Regions from separate parts of the Homo sapiens genome. Here region 2 is linked to region 1. The links are chromatin loops, found by intact Hi-C in ENCODE. Cell type or tissue: ovary. All regions are shown on one strand.

Evidence for each region. A loop is a pair of places that touch in the nucleus more often than their neighbours do. Peaks named below come from ENCODE experiments on the same cell type or tissue, not always from the same donor. Only the 100,000 strongest peaks of a DNase experiment are listed, where the experiment ranks them.
Region 2: a loop joins it to region 1, with 4 times the contacts of the local background. A loop is called at or near these places in 28 of 110 quality-filtered maps.

Annotation. Positions count from the first base shown.
Region 1 is chr3:134,463,283-134,465,782 of GRCh38, reverse strand. No RefSeq gene overlaps it. Among named protein-coding and RNA genes, the nearest start is that of ANAPC13, 21 kb to the left of the region's middle. RefSeq lists enhancers at 315-1,039, 2,491-2,500. In ovary, no CTCF peak of the experiment used is centred here; DNase peaks (open chromatin) are centred at 639 and 1,442; H3K27ac peaks cover 1,685 bases.
Region 2 is chr3:134,196,459-134,198,958 of GRCh38, reverse strand. All of the region lies in intron 6 of RYK (receptor like tyrosine kinase), which reads left to right. Among named protein-coding and RNA genes, the nearest start is that of RYK, 53 kb to the left of the region's middle. In ovary, a CTCF peak has its summit at 1,081 (motif pointing left); no DNase peak of the experiment used is centred here.

The sequences.
Region 1 (2,500 bases):
TACAGGCGCAAAATAGATTTTTGTATTTTTTTTTAGTTGACACAGCGTTTCACCATGTTGGCCAGGCTGGTCTCAAACTCCTGACCTCAGGTGATCAGCCCACCTTGGCCTCCCAAAGTGCTGGGATTACAGGCTTGAGCCACCACACCTGGCCTGGTATTATAATCTTATGGGATCACCATTGTATATGCAGTCTATCATTTACCAAAACATTGTCATGCAGTGCATGACTGCAGTATATGATTGCATTAATGCATAGATTACTAGGTTATAAAATGCTATAGGGACAAGATCCTAACTTTCAAATGTCTAAGCAAAGGATATGTATTTATCTCTCTGTGTATCTGGAAAGAGAGAGAGGGAAAGGAAATATGACAAAATGTAACATTCGTTGGATCTAGGTGGAGTGATATGGCTGTTCATTGTACCATTCTTACAACTTTTCTGTATTTTTAAATTTTTTCATAACATAAAGTTGAAAATAAAAACATATCAAATACACATCACTGGACACACACATACTTTTCCTGTGCATGCAGATTTTTCCAGATGTGGGAGCAAAGCCTGTGACTTGCTCAGCTGCAATTATGGCCAAAAGGCATTGGCAGTCTCTCCTTGTCCGCTTCTTAGAGTAAGCATCACCTCGCTCCTGTGGCCAGTGTCTTTAGAAATCTGCAGAGGCCTCGCTGTATACTAAAGAAGGTGGACAGCCCCTCTGCAAAGCATGGTCTGGGCCCAGCCTGTTGGGGAACAGAGGCCTAGCTGGCCTTCTGCCCCTCTTCCTGCAGAGGCAGCAGAGCCCATGGCCCCCTTAGGGCACCTTTGCCATCGAACATGCCCCCCACGTGTGTTTGGACGCTCCCTGGTGACAGTGCATGGGGCTGCTGCACTCGGCATCCCTATGTGTTCATGTGCATCCCTATGCACATGCCCCCCATGTGTGTTTGGACTCTCCCTGGTGAGGATGCCACAGGGCTGCTACCCCTGGCCTCCCTATGAAGGGCCAGGTGACCCTTGGCAAGAAGAGAAGCTGCAGGCGCCTTCAGGGCCACACCAGGGGTCTCTGAAAGATTCCATTCACTGGAGCTGCTATTCACAGACCCCTCACTTGCTCCTCAGCCTGGTGTTTATTTTTGAGATAGTAGTTTGAGGAGAATGGGGAAAAATGAATTGCAAAAAAAGGAATTGGAATTTTAATGAGAACCATCTGGAGTGTTTTCCAAGGGTGTAATGTTTGGTACAAGAAAGTAATTCCTTAGCTCAAACAAGGAGAAGAGAAATGAAGGAAACTTATATTGTGCTTACTCACCGCTCCCCAACTCAAAAAACGACGCTGAGCAGAACCACCTAAACGCATGAATCACACGCGAATGAGGGTGTAGTGGGGGCTTTGGAGCAGGAGAACCCGAGATTCTGGCTCTGACTTGCCGCAGCAAGGAGAAATGCTTTTCCTCTGCCAAAGAGACTTTGAGGGATGCGTTGTGGTGGGCCTGGGGCCAGTGCCTGGAATTTGGGTAACCATGGAAACAGACCTGCGGGTGACAACAAACACAAGATGGAATTTCAGCATTAGCAGCCAGGGCAGAGGAATGGGAAAGTTCGGGGAAAGTTCTTTTTTTTTTTTTTTTTTTTTAAACCCTGGGGAATAGGGGAATGAGGGAATGAGGGGAGGTACAAGGAAAGTCTCCATGCTCTGAAAAAGCGCTCCCGCCCAGCACCCCAGTGGAGTCACAGGAAGCCAGATTCTCCAGAAGTCTCTATTTTCACTCTACCTATTTTCTTCTTGTATTTATAGCCCATCGCATTCCACCAAGGATTCCATAGGGATCTAAAAGCACTTCCCAAAGGGTCTCAGTACACAATTAAATCCCTGTCCTTGGGCCAGCAGGTGACAGGATGCAACATAATCACATATTGTAAAGACAGCCACTCTTCTGGTGCATCTCAGTTCATCCTCACGACAGCCCTGCGGCCCAGGAGGGCAGGTCCCCCCAACCTTACCTCTGGGGAAAAGGAAACTCAGAGAGCCAAGATCACCCTGAAAGTGAGGGGCCGGCTGCCCCAGCTGAAGCCCAGCCTCCTTGCACCATGCCATTATACCTATAATCTTTATTCTGGGAACATTTGAATAATTATGGTAGCCAACATTTATGAAGAAGAGGTGCAAAACCCTACATCAACCAGTGTGCAAAGGCCAACTATCTGTGTGGCTGCAGAAGTAGGCATGTGTTTCTGCTTCAAGGACATTTGATTGAATGGGAAAGGATTTATGCGATGGGAGAAAGAAATTTTTACAGAGTTATTAGGCATAAAAATTAAAGAAAAGAAACCATGGACTCTAGAATTTTCTTCTCTGAGGTTTTTGAAAGTGGAATAGCTGGCATCCATTTAGATGCCAGAACAAATCAGAGCCTGAGATTGAAAGAAGCATAAAAACATCCACTACAGAATCCTTCCTTTGCAGATGGGGAAACCAAGACAGAATTGGGACTGGAGGCTG
Region 2 (2,500 bases), 270 kb after region 1:
GAACTTGTCATCTGGCAGCATCTTAATTTTTCTCTTCCAGTTTCCATTATCCCCACCACCGCCCCCATGCCATTACTGGTGACAGAGTTTCCCTTTAAAATCTTTGATTTTATATTTAATGCCTAACTGTCTGACACATAGTAAAATACTCAGTAACTATTTGGTTGAATAACCAATGAATAGAGGGAGGAAAAAAACCATTTTGTTTTACCAATCATTCTTTGCTTTTTTCACAATAGTTTGTGCCAGAAATGACCATTCTGTCTGGTTTATGTTTTCTGTCCCAGGGAAGCGTGGTTTTCTCTGTTCATTGATTGACTCAGTGTTAGTTGAGCTGTCACTGGGGCTCACTCTGGCCCACTTGCGGCTTATTGTGCCAGGTACTGGCATAAGTGCTGGGGAAGGAGAGGTGAATAAACAGGCACTTGTCCTGCCTTTGTGGAGTTTATAGTCTGGTTGGATGAGACAGATATTAAACAAAAAAAATCCTTACTGGAATGTAGGGGTCACAGTCTTTGTCTGTTGCATTCATTGCTGTATCTCTAGCACCCAGTACAGTACCTGACATGTAGTAGATACTTAATAAATATTTGTGGAATGAATGGATGAAGTGGAGTTACAGAGAAAAATAGAAAAGTACAAATTGTTGTCAGTGTTTTGAAGGAAAATTATGATCTTTCCCAAAGTTCTGACTTCATTCTAAGACAGGGTTAGTATCTCCATACATAATTTTACTTGCTTTTGAAAATCAAATGAGATAATCTATTTAGATTGATAATTTATTTAGACTGGCTATAAACTATTAAGTGCTAGCAAATATACATTTTAATCTCATTTTCCACCTCTTGTGATATAGCTATGTAGGTGTTGACTTTAATGGATGTCAGGGGTAGGTCCCTAATTGCTTCTTGCTTCTATCATAACAGTAAGTCTTGGATTCAAAAAAAAATTTCGTTCTGACCACTTAGCATAGTGCTTTGCTTATTTTAGGGACCCACTTAATATCTGTTGAGGGAATGAAAAATTGACATAGATGTCCCTGTAACGCCTTTGTGTGCCTACAGTCTTTTCAAAAATTCTGAGGTAGCACAAGAGTGCCACCTACTGTTAAGTTAATGGAGAGACTGTGTCTGTGCACTTAGTCATCAGTGATGTTGGTTGCAGATAATACTTAAGAAGTACTTTCACATATCTCATACAATTTGAGCCTCACAAAAATCCTGTGAGGTAGATTATCTTAATCCCATTTATTTCCTCCCCTTTTGAGGATGGTAATGCTCCTCTTCCCTCCCCATTATTGAAGTCTGGACTTCTAACAGCTTTGATATCTGGTTTGATTTTTGAGTGGTACTCAACTGTAAAACAGAGTCCTGTAATCCCTTTTTGCTCTAACGACTGGAGATGCATAATATTCACATAATTAATATAACTATAGTAGTATACTATAAATTAGTAACAATAATTTATAAAGATATGTTTGAGGGCTAGGCAATAAATGCTTTACTTATTTATTTTTCATGTAATCGTTTTAGCAATCTTATCAGAGGATAGTGTTATGCACACTCTGTCCACGGGAATTTGAGGTTCCAGAGGATTAAATAGTTTGTCCTAGGCCGTACAGCTAGTAATCGATGATACTGGCAGTTCTGACTTCACGGTTTATGCTCTTCATCTCTTTTCTATATTGACCTATACCCACTGCATTATAAACTCATATAGATCAATTCTGTAATAACGTTGAGCCAAAGAAGCTCTTCCAGCACTCTGACCAGATGATAGCCTAATGAATCTTTATTATAGTCTCTTTGAGTTGCAAAGTATCTTCGCAGAGTTGCTGGAGAAACAGGGCTAACTGCAGCATCACAAGAAGAAGTATCAGGTTGGTGCAGTAATTGCAGTTTTTGTCATTAAAAGCAATAGCATTAAAAGCAATGACAAAAACTGCAATTTGCAATTACTTTTGCACCAATCTAATAGATAACCTAAAATGATGGACATCTTCAGGGAAGGCATGCTGGGGGGGCATTTCATTAGGCAAACATGTATCTTGAGATCTATGGTTGTGCTGAGCAGAATGGTTTGCATATTATAAGTGCTCTCCAAATGTTTATTGCAGGACATTTCTATCTTAATTTTTGCTATGACTTTCTACAGATGTTTGGTTACAATAGCAGATAGTAGTATATTGTATTATTAGCCATAGAAAGGCTACATAAAGACTTACAGTCCTCATTGCCTGGATGTTATATATTTACATTTTTCAGATTTGTGTATGGGCTCTTGAAATTGATAAACATTCATATATAAATGTTATAGATTACATAGCAGCCGTGTGTGTGTGTGTGTGTGTGTGTGTGTGTGTGTGTGTGTGTGTGTTTTGTTTCAGAGACAGGGTCTCACTATGTTGCCCAGGCTGGCGTCAAACTCCTGGACTAAAGTGATCTGCCTAACAGCCTTCCAAATAGCTGCAGCTACAGGCTTCACACCGCACTCAGCTTTA